Linked DNA regions of Mus musculus: all the other regions are linked to region 3. A link is a contact called in ENCODE Hi-C or POLR2A ChIA-PET data. All regions are on one chromosome and are shown on one strand. Each heading gives the region's core, a stretch centred on a gene start or an enhancer-like site at or near the end of the contact. The rest is flanking DNA. Distances are from core to core; before and after follow the strand shown.

What was found. A loop is a pair of places that touch in the nucleus more often than their neighbours do. ChIA-PET counts read pairs that join two places held with the same protein, here RNA polymerase II (POLR2A).
Region 1: POLR2A ChIA-PET joins it to region 3 with 13 read pairs in Patski. The contact joins the promoter of Dnaja1 here to the promoter of Aco1 in region 3. POLR2A ChIA-PET finds 5 or more read pairs at or near these places in 2 of 5 experiments (Patski and embryonic stem cell).
Region 2: a loop to region 3 is called in a map of T-helper 1 cell, with 2.7 times the contacts of the local background. The contact joins the promoter of Aptx here to the promoter of Aco1 in region 3. A Hi-C loop is called at or near these places in 2 of 37 maps with a recorded cell type or tissue (T-helper 1 cell and adrenal gland). POLR2A ChIA-PET finds 5 or more read pairs at or near these places in 4 of 5 experiments (Patski and embryonic stem cell).

What each region holds. Positions count from the first base shown.
Region 1 is chr4:40,719,940-40,724,128 of GRCm38, reverse strand. Dnaja1 (DnaJ heat shock protein family (Hsp40) member A1) reads right to left here and starts at 1,661. Exons shown (of 9, transcript NM_008298.6): 1 at 1,496-1,661; 2 at 285-426; 3 at 1-156. The coding sequence starts at 416. It overlaps Gm6297 (predicted gene 6297), which reads left to right and starts at 1,288. Exons shown (of 3, transcript NR_077226.1): 1 at 1,288-1,497; 2 at 2,462-2,635; 3 at 2,735-3,975. Mir207 (microRNA 207) reads right to left here and starts at 1,212; the gene lies at 1,134-1,212. It also overlaps a transcript of Aptx not described here.
Region 2 is chr4:40,701,713-40,706,265 of GRCm38, reverse strand. Aptx (aprataxin) reads left to right here and starts at 3,072. Exons shown (of 8, transcript NM_001025444.3): 1 at 3,072-3,129.
Region 3 is chr4:40,140,806-40,145,191 of GRCm38, reverse strand. Aco1 (aconitase 1) reads right to left here and starts at 1,927. Exons shown (of 21, transcript NM_007386.2): 1 at 1,651-1,927.

The DNA.
Region 1 (4,189 bases), core at 412-2,911, 580 kb before region 3:
TCCTCCTCCTCCAAAGAACATATCAAAGATATCCATGGGTGAGCCAAAACCACCACCTGCTCCGCCCTCTTTAATCGCCTGCTCCCCTCCTTTATCATATAGTTCCCTTTTTTTGGAATCAGCAAGAACTTCATAAGCTTGAGAAATCTGTTTAAACTGTTTCAGAAAAGGACATCCCATTAGAAACAACTGTTACAAAGCACAGCTACGGTAGACTTTAAGGCACGAACAGAAAGATACACACACTGCAACACTGCTGCTGAGCTGTTTGCCTGTGCCCTTACCTTTTCCCCTTCATTTGGATTCTTATCAGGGTGGTACTTCAAGGCCAATTTTCTATATGCCTTTTTCAATTCTTCCTGGGTGGCATTGGGTTTTACCCCCAAAACATCGTAGTAAGTGGTTTCTTTCACCATTTTTTACAGCCTGAAACCAGAAAATGGTAATTTTAAACCAGCTTTAAACTTTTGTAGAAAAGATCCAACTGCTTCTGCCTCCTGAGCACTGGGATCAAAGGTGTGCGCCACGACTGGCTCTTAACGGGTAGTCTTTAACTACCAGAGCTAAAGCAATCTGTTCTTTTGCATTTATTTCATACTAATACAGCCTTCCCTACGCGTCTTAAAAGGTAAAAAAAAATTCCTGATATGATTCAGCTGTAAACTCGAACAGATTAAAATATAGATTTCAGGGAACGCGAAGGAAAGCCTCTCTCGCAGCTGGTTCAGACTCTACTGCACTAACACATGAATTATTTGGCTTCTTCCGGTTTCCTTTCCCCAGAGGTTTTGCTAGTAACCCACAGCAGCACTGATAGGTTCCGTCCACTGGTTAGTACATTACCGCTGCCTTTGTACATCTGATAAAGGCCATACCCTCGCCGGAAAGCGACACTGGACTCCCGGGGGTGGAGGAGTGGCTTAGGAGACCGGCTCCAGGGAGCAGGTGCCCGGGCCCCGTCGCCATCCTGCTCCTGCTCGCTCGCAGCTTACCCACTCTCGCCCCGCAGGCCTGGAAGCTGGCTCGCCCTCTGGGTTTCCCGGGCCCCCCGGCGCCGACCGTTAAGGCTTCCTTCCTTTCTCCCTCCCACCCTGATCGAAAAGGCGGAGGGGGGGGGGAGGTCGAACCTCAACAAAGAGAGGGAGGAGAGCCAGGAGAAGCGCAAGCCGCAGCCTCCGCCCGGCTCCTCCCGCAGCCCCTCACCCCTGCCTTGCTCCGCGCGTGCGCAGCGCTGCCCACCCGGCCCGGGCGGCGGAGCGCGGGGGTACGCAGCAAGGAGCATGAGGCGGGAGGCCAATTGGCTTGGGCCTTGGACCTCCTCGAGGCGTGCGGGCGGGCAGGGCGCCGGGCATTCCCGGCAGCCTTCCGAAGCCCGAGGCCGGCTCAAGGAACCCGCAGTCCCCGCCCACGCGGGACCAACCGCCTCCGGCTGCGCCTTCCCCGGCTGTCTGGGGTCCAGACCGCACGCCGCGACCGAGGGAGGCCGGAGACTCACCGGTGAGCGGGCCGGCGCCGGAGAGCGGAAAGGAGCGGAGCACAGCGCAGCTCAGCCACACGCTGCTCCTCCACCACCCACCGAGCGTTCTGGAAAGTTCCGCCCGGCCCGCCGCAGCCGACCTCTTTTGTAGCCGAGCCCCGGCGCGTCACTTGCCGGAAGTCCCGCCCCTCGCCGCTGCCACCGCCCCTCGGTTACCTGGGCAACGGCGCGGGGGCGGGAAGTGGCTGCGCCCAAGGGCCTTGTGGGGGTGGACTCAAGCCCGGGTTCCCGAGCCTCGTAGAATTTTCTAGAGGCTTTTTTTCTTATTGCGAGGAACCAGAGTGCGGAAGTCTTGAGGTGGAGAGGTCATGTCCCAGAGCCCGTAAGCCGGGGACGAGTGCTTCAGGCGTTGTGCGCGCTGTGCTGAAGGGGATTGGTGGAACCCAGCCCTGGCTGCGAGTCTGATTTTCTGCAGCTCCAGCTCCTTAGCTCTGAGCCTTGCGGGCAAGAAATGCTGAGCAAGGCGGGCCTACTCCCTAAACCAGCCTCGCAGGCTTTGGTTTCACCCAAGCGCACTTATGTCAGAGCTTTTTGGACGAGCCTGGCCCAGGCTTCAGATCCTTTTGGCTCTGACGACTTGGGCGGAGGGAATCTGGGACTTCACCAAACAGGAAAACATTTAGAATGCCTCATGCTAACGGAGGGTCATGGTCTTCCACCCAGTTTGGCCGCAGAGGAGCGGCCAAAAGCAAAATTAATTGCTTTAGCTTATTGTTTTAATTCTCTGACCGTTTTTATTTCCAGTTGGTGACTCAAAAATCTATAGTTGGCAAAGTTGAATCTTAAGCTTTCAAAGGACAGAGTGAATGTTTTTCTTATTCACTAACACAATAGATACATCAAAGAAGTGGAGGTGTAAGCTTGAAAGAGTTCACATATTTTAAAGATTTATTTTGAATCCTCTGTGTGTGTGTGTGTGTGTAGGTGCCCAAGGAAGCCAGAGGCATGGAGTCTTAAGTCTGGCTTCAAATTCTGAAATCTCCTGTCTCTGAGCAGTTGTGAAGGGTGGTACATGCTCTTAACCGCGGGGCCTCTTGCTTGGACTTTCGTTGGAAGTGGAACAAGCTAAAAACTTATAAGAGAAATCACAAAATACAGGTCAGCAGGTGAACAAGAAGCAGTTAAGCACACTTCCTAATGGAAGTGCAGAGTGTGGGATGAGATTCTTTAAATGTTCGTTTTATTGTGTGTTTCTAGGCTTGTGGACCATTGTAGTTCTCTCGTACCTTTGCACGGGCAACTCAAGTCTTCAGTGCGTTACCAGCTGAGCGGCTGTCTCAGTGCTTTATGGAGATCACAGGTAATTGGATGTAGCCAGAGCTAAGGGAGCTGGAAAGGCTGTCTTCAAACCTACCCAAAGACATCTTTAGCTCGTGGTCTTAAAAACCTCCGGATTTTGGGATTTCTACCTTGAGCTGTCCTGCCTCTCCACCGTTACTGCTTTCACTAAACTCTGTTGTGGTCACTAAAGCTACGCCACTTCCCTTACAGACTTTTTGATGATGTGCTGTGGTTTTGGTTGAGAAACATCTTTTCTCAGCTTACGTGTTACCCTCTCAGATATCACATCTATCAATAGGTTACGTCTTTAAAGCAGGGGCTCTTTACCTTCCTAACGCTGCGACCCTTTATTACAGCTCCTCATGTTGTGGTGTCCCCCAACCATAAAATTATTTTCATTGCTTCTTCATAACTGCAATGTTGTTACTGCTGTGAATTGTAATATAAATATGTGCCAAAGGTTTTCCGAAGGGATCAAAACCCACAGGTTTGAGAACTACTGCTTTAAGCCAACACTTTTGAGTAAAATATCTACTATGCCAGGCATACTCTAGGCCTTGCCAATACAAAACTCTTGTAAGCCATGGCCCCTACTCTCAAGGAACTTAACTCGTAATGAGATTAAAAACCAGAATTAAAAACAAAAAACCAAACCAAAACCATCCAACCAACCAACCAAAATTGCAGGACTAGGCTGATAAAGTCTGCCTTTAATCCCAGCACTCTGAAGGCAGAGGTAGGCAGATCTCTAATATAGAGGCCAGGCCAGTCTACATAGCAGGTTCCAGGGCAGCCAAAGCTACAGAGTAAGAAAGACCCTGTCTCAAAACAAATCAAACAAAAAACCTCGAAAATTACCAGCAACTTCATATGTGATAATTTTGTGTGGAAATGAGATCTTAGCTTAGTTTGGTAGTTCTGAAAATTCAGAACTAGGAAGCAGAACCAGGAGGCTAGTGAACTCAAGATCACTTGAGTTAGGTGTGACACCGTCTTTGGAGTGGGAATATAACACATAGAATGAGTGCTTCTTATTCTGTTCAAGGCCCTAGGTATGATTCCTAGGACTGCAAGAAGAAAAAAGAAAACTATCTTGCATGTGTTGTTTACAACGGATTATTTTGTTGGGGTAAATAAATCAGCCTTGTTATTTTTTGATGTGGTTTGCCTGATCTCTATTGAATGTTTCAGTGGTTTCCAATGTTTTATGGTGAAGTGCTGAAGATCTTCAAATACAGCTTTAGGTACTCATACAAACTTTATTTTTCTTTTGTGTTTTTTCAGTCTCGCATAGGCCTCATAAAGTTGAGACCTCAAACCCTCTGTGTAGTCCAAGCCAGCCTCTAAGCCATGATCTCCTTTGTTAGATAA
Region 2 (4,553 bases), core at 1,823-4,322, 560 kb before region 3:
GTTCCAGAGGCCCCAGCACCTAAGTTTAGATCTCCAGCACCCATGTAAAGAGACCAGTGTAGTAGCTTGTGCCTATAATCCCAGTGCTGCGGAGGCAGGAGGATGATTCTGGAGCTCATGGGCCAATTTAACCTAACTGGTGAGCTCCAGGCTCAGTGAGAGACGCCATCTTAAAATTAAGGTGGATGCCTGGCATGGTCACTGTCCTCTATTTACAGCAGAGGCAGGTGGATCTCTGTGAGTTCGAGGCCAGCCTGGTCTACAGAGTGAGTTCCAGGACAGCCAGGGCTACACAGAGGAATCCTGTCTCAGAAAACAAAAACAAAAACAAAAACGAAACAAAACAGAACAAAACAAAAATTAAGGTGGAGAATGAAAAAGATAGTTGATATTCTCTTCTGGCCTACACATGCACTTGCACACACACACACACACACACTATCTATCTATCTATCTATCTATCTATCTCAACAATTCTGCTTTCCACAGTATCTGAAGACAGATCTTGATGTTTTGAACATCCATGTTCATAAATATAGCATTATTCCCAATAGTCAAAAGACAGGAACAACCCAAAAGTCCATCACAGCACTTGGGAAACTGAAGAAAATTGGGCATGGTGGTGCTTGCCTTTAACCCCAGTACGCAAGAGGCAGAATTTACTTTGTGAGTTCAAGGCCAGTTTGGTCTACTTAAAAAGTTTCTGGACAGCCAGAGCTATATAGTGAGGCCCTGTCAACAACAACAACAACAACAATAACAGCCCAAAGCAAGAGGATCAGGAATTTAAGGCGATCTTTTAAGGTCAGCCTTGACCCTGTCTTTAAGAATTGGGAGAAAGCCGGGCGTGGTGGCGCAAGCCTTTAATTCCAGCACTCAGGAGGCAGAGGCAGGTGGATTTCTGAGTTTGAGGCCAGCCTGATCTACAAAGTGAGTTCCAGGACAGCCAGGGCTATACAGAGAAACCCTGTCTCGAAAAACAAAACAAAACAAAGCAAACAAACAAACAAAAGAAATGGGGGGGGGAAGACAAACAAGAAAGAATAATAGGGGGTTGGAGAGATGGATCAGTAGGAACACTGGCTACTCCTCCCACCTCACAGTCTCTTATAACTTCAGTCCCAGGGATCTGCTTTCTTCTGACCTCCTCAGGCACCAGGTACACACATGGTGTACAGACATACATGCACGAAAAACACTCACACACATTAAAAATCAATAAATTAAAAAAGAATATGGGCTGGAGAGATGGTTCAGTGGTTAAGAGCACTGACTGCTGCTCTTCCAGAGGTCCTGAGTTCAATTCCAGCAACCACATGGTGGCTCACAACCATCTGTAGATGGGATCTGATGCCCTCTTCTTGTGTATCTGAGGACCGTGACAGTGTATTCATATAAATAAAATAAATCTTAAAAAGTATTAAAAAAATAAAAACCCAAAGAAAAACATTAGCCTTAAAAAGGATCTTTTGACTTGTGCCACATTGTAGATGAAACTTGACACCTAGCTAAGTGAAAGAAAATGATTACAAAAACCAACACTACATGATTTCACTTAAATGGTATTTCCAGATTGGTTAAACCCATGGAAGCTAAGAGCAGAATAGTGGGGCTTTAGGGTGACAAAAATTAGTAGTTGTTTGATTCATAGAGAAACTGAAAAAATTTTGGTGCGTAGTCCCCTAGCAATGTGAACCCCAGTGAATGTCTTAAGTGCCTGCCACGCCCTTGACCGTGCATTGTTCCAAACAACCTTGCTTTTCTGGTCAGTGCACTGCAGACAATGGAATAGACCTAATACAGTGGCTAGGAAAACTCTGCTCAATTCTGCACAAATGACCCAGTTTAATTTTTAGCTGTACGAGACACAATGGAGACTGCGTAGAAGTCTTGGCTAAGAGGCCTAATCCTGAGGGAAAACGCAAACTGTCGGGTCACCAGATCTGCCTTGATGTCTTAGGCAGTTATGGACCACGTTCTCAGCCTTGAGGTTTGTACAGCTTGAGATTCCTCCTCCCTTCCTGCTCTGATCCTAACATACACCCGCATCTTCTTTGTCAACAAAAGCACGGCTTTCCCTTGCTCTCAGGGACATCCTCCCATCCTGTCTTGTCATCTCCATCAGACAGTGGAGCCTGCTTTTTCAAGAAAACAATAGTAACCCATTTGATCAAGAAACAAAAGAGCTCTTAGCTGAGAGTGGGGACGAAGACCTGTCATCCCAGTATTTCAGAGGTAGACGCAGGGGATCTTGAGTTTGTGATTAGTCTAGGGCACAGTGAAACCTTGTCTAAACAACCCCCCCACCCCCAAAAAAGGGGGCCTCCGTAAGGTTCAGTTTCGACTGCGTTTCAGATTCTACACTCTGATTTTACTCACGAGATAGGAATTCTTTCATCTGCCAAGAAGTCTTTAGTGATTTACAATACAAGACTTTCAGGGAACGTCCTGGAATTGCTATAAAAATCAGTACACATATGTCATCCCAACCTCCTGCTGATTGCCCTCAGTTCATTTAGAGAAGACATCATAAAAAAAAAATCTTAGCAGGGTTCCTCTGTCTCTCTCTTCAGTCTTTTTTCTCCTTATAGAGAGAAAGAAAAGTGTAATTTTAACGTGGGTGGTAAGGCACTCCAGCCTGTAGTTTAAACGATGGCTTCAAAGCTGTGTTTGGTAGCTCACATCTGCAATCCCAGCACTGGGGGAATCTAAGGAGATTCTCGCGAGTTCAAGACCAATTTGGGCTACAGAACGAATTTCTCTCACTACCTCCAACCTCGTTCTTTCCCTTTCAAAGATGGCTTTAACTTATAGCAAGCTTCCTGAGGAGGAAGTGCTAAAAGGCGACATGGCTGCGTAGATGAGCCACAGAAGACTGCTGTCTGAAATCTCTCCGGATTCAGACAACCGGGAGGCTGCGAGCAAAGGAGCTATCCTCACGGGGGACAACTAGCGGCTAGCGCCACTGTTCTACCTGGGTATCGGGCGAGAAAACGTTCCAGCCAATTCTCGAAAAGATACTGGAATCATCACCGGTTGCTAGGCAGCCGTTTGTGACGTCATCTCTCAGCACCGGAAGCGGCGAGGCGCAGTAGAGCAGCGTGAAGTTTGTGGGTGTCCACAGTCGAGGTAAGTTAATGGTCCGCCTGCCTTCGTAGTTTGCTGGGTTAGAAGCGGGCAGGGGCATTTGGCCCGGGCTGCTAACTCGGAGCGGTGACCTTGAGGGTGGAGTTCGAGGTTTCTTTCTTCTGGGCGGATTAGGCTCCACCCCTTGGTCTTGCTCAGGTGGGCGTGTTTCAGAGTTTTGTTTCCGCCGCATTGTTCCGGCCTCCCACCCTCCCCGCCCCCCATCCCCACCCGGCTCCTGTACCTAGTTGGCTGCCAGATCAGCATGAAAAGATTTAGAGATAAGAGTGGACAAAGTCCATGCAGCGGGGCTGTTCAGCCTGACAGGAAAGTGTTTCTGCCAGAAACGCCTTCCAAGAGTAACTCGAGGTGCACTAGCAGTGTCCCCAGCGGGCCTTAAGAATGCCGGAAGCAGTGTAAGGTCTTTCTCTTTACAATGCAGAGATTCAACAAAGCAGGGGTTTTTGAAATGACACCAATTTGGAATTGCTGGGTAATTACTTTTGAGAAATCGACATATATTGGGGATTTCGTAAGAGGCCCTTCCTCCCCACTTAATTTTAGAGGTCTCCTGTAGCCCAGCTGGCCTCCTCAAATTTCTGATCCTCTTGTCCCTACCTCCCAGTGATGGGATACAGGCGTTTGCCACTGGGCTTGGACAATTTTTTTTCTTCTTCAAGATGGGTAACAGTATGTAGGGTAGTCTAACCTCAAACTTCTGGATATCCTGTATTAGCCAGGAGCCATGCTGCATTCTTGAAAGATGGTATGTGCAGGTAAAGGTGCCTGCATGTATGTCTGGGGAGGGAAGAGTGAGGATGTTGGCCAGTGGAGCCAGTCTGTGAAATACTTAGCCTAATTCCTCTGAGAAATTAGAAGCTGAGAGTCTTAAGTTCAAGTCTGTGTTGGACATTAGTCCACACTCACTTGTGCTTATGCAACTTTAAGTTTAATTGGAAATTCAGTTCCTTACTTGTGTTAATGGCCCTTCAAAAGCTCAGTTATCAGTGTGGCTTGAAGGTTTACTACATTTCCATTGTTGAAGAAAATTCTTGTGCTAACAGCGCTTCAAGATAGATTTCTGGCCTCATGTCACTTGCCCTGTCATTTGGGTTTCCTAACGTCATTGTTTGTATATGCTAGGCCCAGGGCGTGGCACTAATAGGAACTGTGGCCTTGTTGGAGTAGGTGTGTCACTGTGGGTGTGGACTTTAAGACCCTTGTCCTAGTTGCATGGAAGCCAGTCTTCTCCTAGCTGCCTTCAGAACAAGAGGTGGAACTCTCAGCTCCTCCAGCCCTATGTCTGCCTGAACACTGCCATGTTCCCACCTTGATAATAGTGGACTGAACCTCTGAACCTGTAAGCCAGCCCTAATTAAATGTTGTCCTTATATGAGTTGCCTTGGTCATGGTGTCTCTTCATAGCA
Region 3 (4,386 bases), core at 678-3,177:
CCAGAAGAGTTGGAGCTGAGATAAACATCTACTCAAGGATGAATAAGAGAGGCTCCAGTATCAACAATGTGTATAACAAGAACACAAGGGCTCAGATCCCAGCCCCCTTCTCCCGACTGTGGGAGCAACAGCATGAGGACAATCATTTCTAATGTATTACTTAAAGTGCTGAAGCTGCTCAATCAGAACACAATAGCCTCTTTGGGTAGAGGATTAAGAAACTTGTTTGCTTTGAGGTATACATTTTTTGATAATATGTATATAACTTCTATCTCAAATTCCTGTAGACAGCATGAAACAAAGGAAAGACTCTAATGCAGGGTTCCATCTATCACACACAGACACAATGGGCAACTGCTTTCCAGTGGCAGAGGCAGGACCACACACAGAGCTCACCAGGAATGTGGAAGTGGCAGAATTCGGAGACTGGGACACCATACTTCAACAGACCCAAGGCTAGAAACCCCCAACAGAACTGAACACAGGGATAAGGAGGCAAAAACATGCCACCTGGTGTTTTAGACATGACCTCTCAACTGCTTGGTAATCTTACAGCAACCCCTACACATTTGGCATGGTCTAGTCACACCCACCTCCCTGAACTCACAGGTCTGGTGTGCTACATCAGGTTTACACACATCAACTCAGCAGGCACAGAAACAACCAAGGCACACATGAACATCACCCAAAGCCACCACCAACTGTGGGGATCTCGTATTCCGTTGGAAAGTGAGGTCCAGAGTGCTCCTGGGTATCAGAGGTTAACTCCTCCACGGTGCGGAATGGAAGAACCATAAATAAAGTGGCAAACCCAGTGAACTATGCCTCCTAAGCACTGGCTACTTCGGTGGTTCTAAAGTATGCTGCAGAGAAACACAGGCGCAGGTGTTTGGACGGTCAAAACCACTCTTTAAGCAATACAATGTTACATTTTCACCAATATACTTAAAAGTCTTCAGAAGCTACATGACCTGTCATACTGCAACAGGCTGAGTGTCTTCTAAGCAGAGATTTGCAGGAAGGTTAAAGAATGCCATTCTTAATAACAGTGTTTTGGAAACTACAGAATCGGTCTATCTGAATTAAGTATATTAAGTGTCTATACGCTGTATTTATACACTGCAAAAATCAATAGGTACAATCTATATAACAAAGGTTCTTTAGGCGCGCTGCCGGTCCTAAATGCAAAAGTTCGGCAACTTCTGCTGGGAGGCTGTCATGCGTGCTGCAGGGAGATCTGCGGTTCTAGTGCACTGGGCTGGCCAGAGTGGTACAGTCCCGTTCTCCTTGGGTTTCTCAATCAATCACCTTGGACTCTATGCCCTTCCACTGAGGGGGCTCTTACCCTCACCCCGCCTGCCTTCGCCCCGTGCTGGGGACTCCAATCTGCCGGGCACAATCGTTCCTTTCTATCCCGTGGGCTGGGCCTGGCACAATGACACCCCGGCGGTGCGGCCCTCACACCAAGGCGAGAACTCCCGGGGCGCCGAGTAGAGCCACTCCCAGTCCAGAGCGACGCAGGCTGGGGAGCGAGTAGAGAGGTCACCCCAGGAGCCAGCTCCACCGCCTCCCCGCAGCTCTCCCCGTGTCCTCGGGTCTGCACCCGTGGGAAAGGCCTGCACGGACGCCCCGGGGCCGCGTGGTACTCACCGCTCACAGTGCAGTTCCCGGAGCACACAGGCGGGTGCTAGCAATGTCCCAGGCCGACTCCGCGCTCCTCCCACTGAGCGGTCCTCCGGACGCTCCGGCAGCGAGGCGGGACCGGTGGAGAGCGGGCCGGAACCAGCTGCTGCGGGAGAGGGGCGGGGCCCGGGCCTCACTCCGCCCCCCGAGGGGCGGAGCCTGGGCACCTCCTCCCTCTAGAAGCTGCAAGCGATGGCTGAAGCTTGCAGTCTAGTCCGGGTGCGCCCTCCCTTCGGAACCTTCCGATCTTGGCAGATGGGCGGAGTCTAGGGCCTATTCCGCCCCAAGGCCCAGATCTGACTTGAGGTTGCGGCCAAGGGGCAGAGCTTGGGAACACCTCTTCTTTCCAGAGCCTGAAGGCAGACCATACCGAGGGACGAGTCCCAGGCCCCTACATGGCCAGGTTTAGGGGCTGGGCACCGTCCCACCCCTAGAACAAGAGACTCGTGGCCACGGACGGGGGCGGAGCCTAGGACCTGCTCCACCCCTCTGTACCTCCTAGGCCCGAAGGCCCGAAGCTGAAGGCTATTGATCTTCGTGGCTCCTCCCCATAGGCGGGAGAAACTGGGCCCCGAGGCTGCATCTAGCTTTGCTAGTGGCTCAGTCCCAGGAAGTGTAGAGCCGATTTCTAGGCTTTTCCTCTTTTGGAGCGTGGAGAAGGCTGACTGTCCCTCACGAGGGGCAGAGTGTGACATGTAACTGCCTGACTAACGTAGGGAGCCTTAGGATTTCTGTTGCTGCGATGAAACGCCATGACCAAAAAGCAAGCTGAGGAGAAAGGGGTTTATTTGGCTTACACTTCCAATTCACTGGAGGAAGTCAGGACAGGAACACAAGCAGGGCTAGAACCTGGAAGCAAGCACTGATGCAGAGGCCGTGGGGGTGATGCTTAATGCCTTGCTTCCATGCCTTGCTCAGCCTGCTTTATCATAGAACTCAGGACTACCAGCCTAGGTGAGACCACTCACCATGGGCTGGGCCCTCTCCCATTGAGAAAATGGTGAGAAAATGCCTTACAGCTGGATCTCATGGAGGCATTTTCTCAACTGAGACTCCTTCCTCTCTGATGACTAATTTGTGTCAAGTTGGCACACAAAACGCCACCTTTCTTTTAAATGCTGGGTGGTAAGTACGTTTTCTGAGTGCCTCTTCCAGTGTCCCCCACCTCCTCCACCTTGCCCTTCACTTCCTATTCCTACCCCAACTACTGTTTTGTTTTAGATTTCTTCCCGAGGGTTTAGTTGTTTGGGGTTTTTGGTTTGATTTTTGAGTCAGATACTCATGGGCCCCAGGCAGGCTTAGAGCTCATTGTTTGGTGGAACTCCCCAGACCTTGGACTCCCTACATCTACCTTTAAAGTGCCGGGACTGCAGGTTCTGTCCCACCACACCCAGCTCTTATAAAAGGCAGTTTCTCCGTTATTACTAGCTCAAAGCACAGGAAGTATACATCAGGAGCACACTTCAACATGTCTGTAGCTTACACAGAATGCAAACTTTCTATATATAAAACTTGGTTTTAGCCTACAGCAACCCATTAATTACAGCACATGCTGTCCACCGATCTAAAGTCTGAGCTGTGAGACTGAGTGGGGGTTCCGTCCATGCTTAGCAGTTTAGCCTCTCAAGTCAATGTGAATTTGGAAACATGATTGATTAGCTCTAGATGAAAGGATGTAAGGTTTTGCTGCCCAGATCATTTGGAAATTCAGTGTAGGCTTCTACATTGAGTTAACACGAACGAGCATCATATAGGGAGAATGACTAGTAACTAGTATGTCAAGCACTTGGCTAGCGATGGGTTTTGCTGCTCTAGGTTGCTCCCTTAGTGTTGAAGGCCCTGAGTTCCAGGAACTCATCACAGGGTGGATTTGAGTTCCAAGCTGTCCAAGCCTAAGGCTGGTTATTCCAGGTACTCAGGGCAGAGGTGTATTGCTCTTGCTTCCTTCTGCTCTGCAGCAGGTAGAGTTATAACTCCTGATCTTTGGCTGAGACCAAGCTTTACAGTCTCTGCTTTTTGTTCTTCAGAGCCCCTGCCTGTCTTTACACTTTTGCTATTCCTATATAGTCATAGTTTCTTGCATTTTCTTTGGAAACCCTTTAACCACTCCCTAGTGTTATAGTTCAGAGCTCTTGAAGGGCTCGGGAACTCTTAGCTGCCTTCTGTGTTGTTGCTCTGAGCTTTGGCCGTTGGGGTCTCTTAGATCTTGATGACTCTGGAATGCTTCAGCTACCTCATCATTGCCAATGCCAGTGCTGCTGTCTGTGCCATCAGATATGGAAGTCGCATTTTCCTCCATACAACCTGCCTAGCTTGATTAAGACTGTAGACAAAGAGATTATTTGTTAGGTGTTGTGCTAGGCCTAATATTGCAATCCCAGAAGAAGTCTCGAAGATTAAAAAAACAATTAGGGGAAACAGTCTTCTCACATAGCCGGAAGGGGACTATGACATACTTGTGTATGGACTGTAATTCCACCAACCACAGCCCCTGCATGTGCATAGTTCTACCTTACCAATCACAAGTGCTGCATAAACAAACTGACAAGCTTTACTTAAGAACCAATCACAGCAAGCCCCACATTGCACCAATCACAGTTTGTTTTTCTTCCCGAGTCAGTAGAGAGTTACTCTCTTCTCCAGTCTGGAGGAAGAACTAACTTCCCAATGAGCAGACTCATCTAGAATTTACTATCTCTGTTT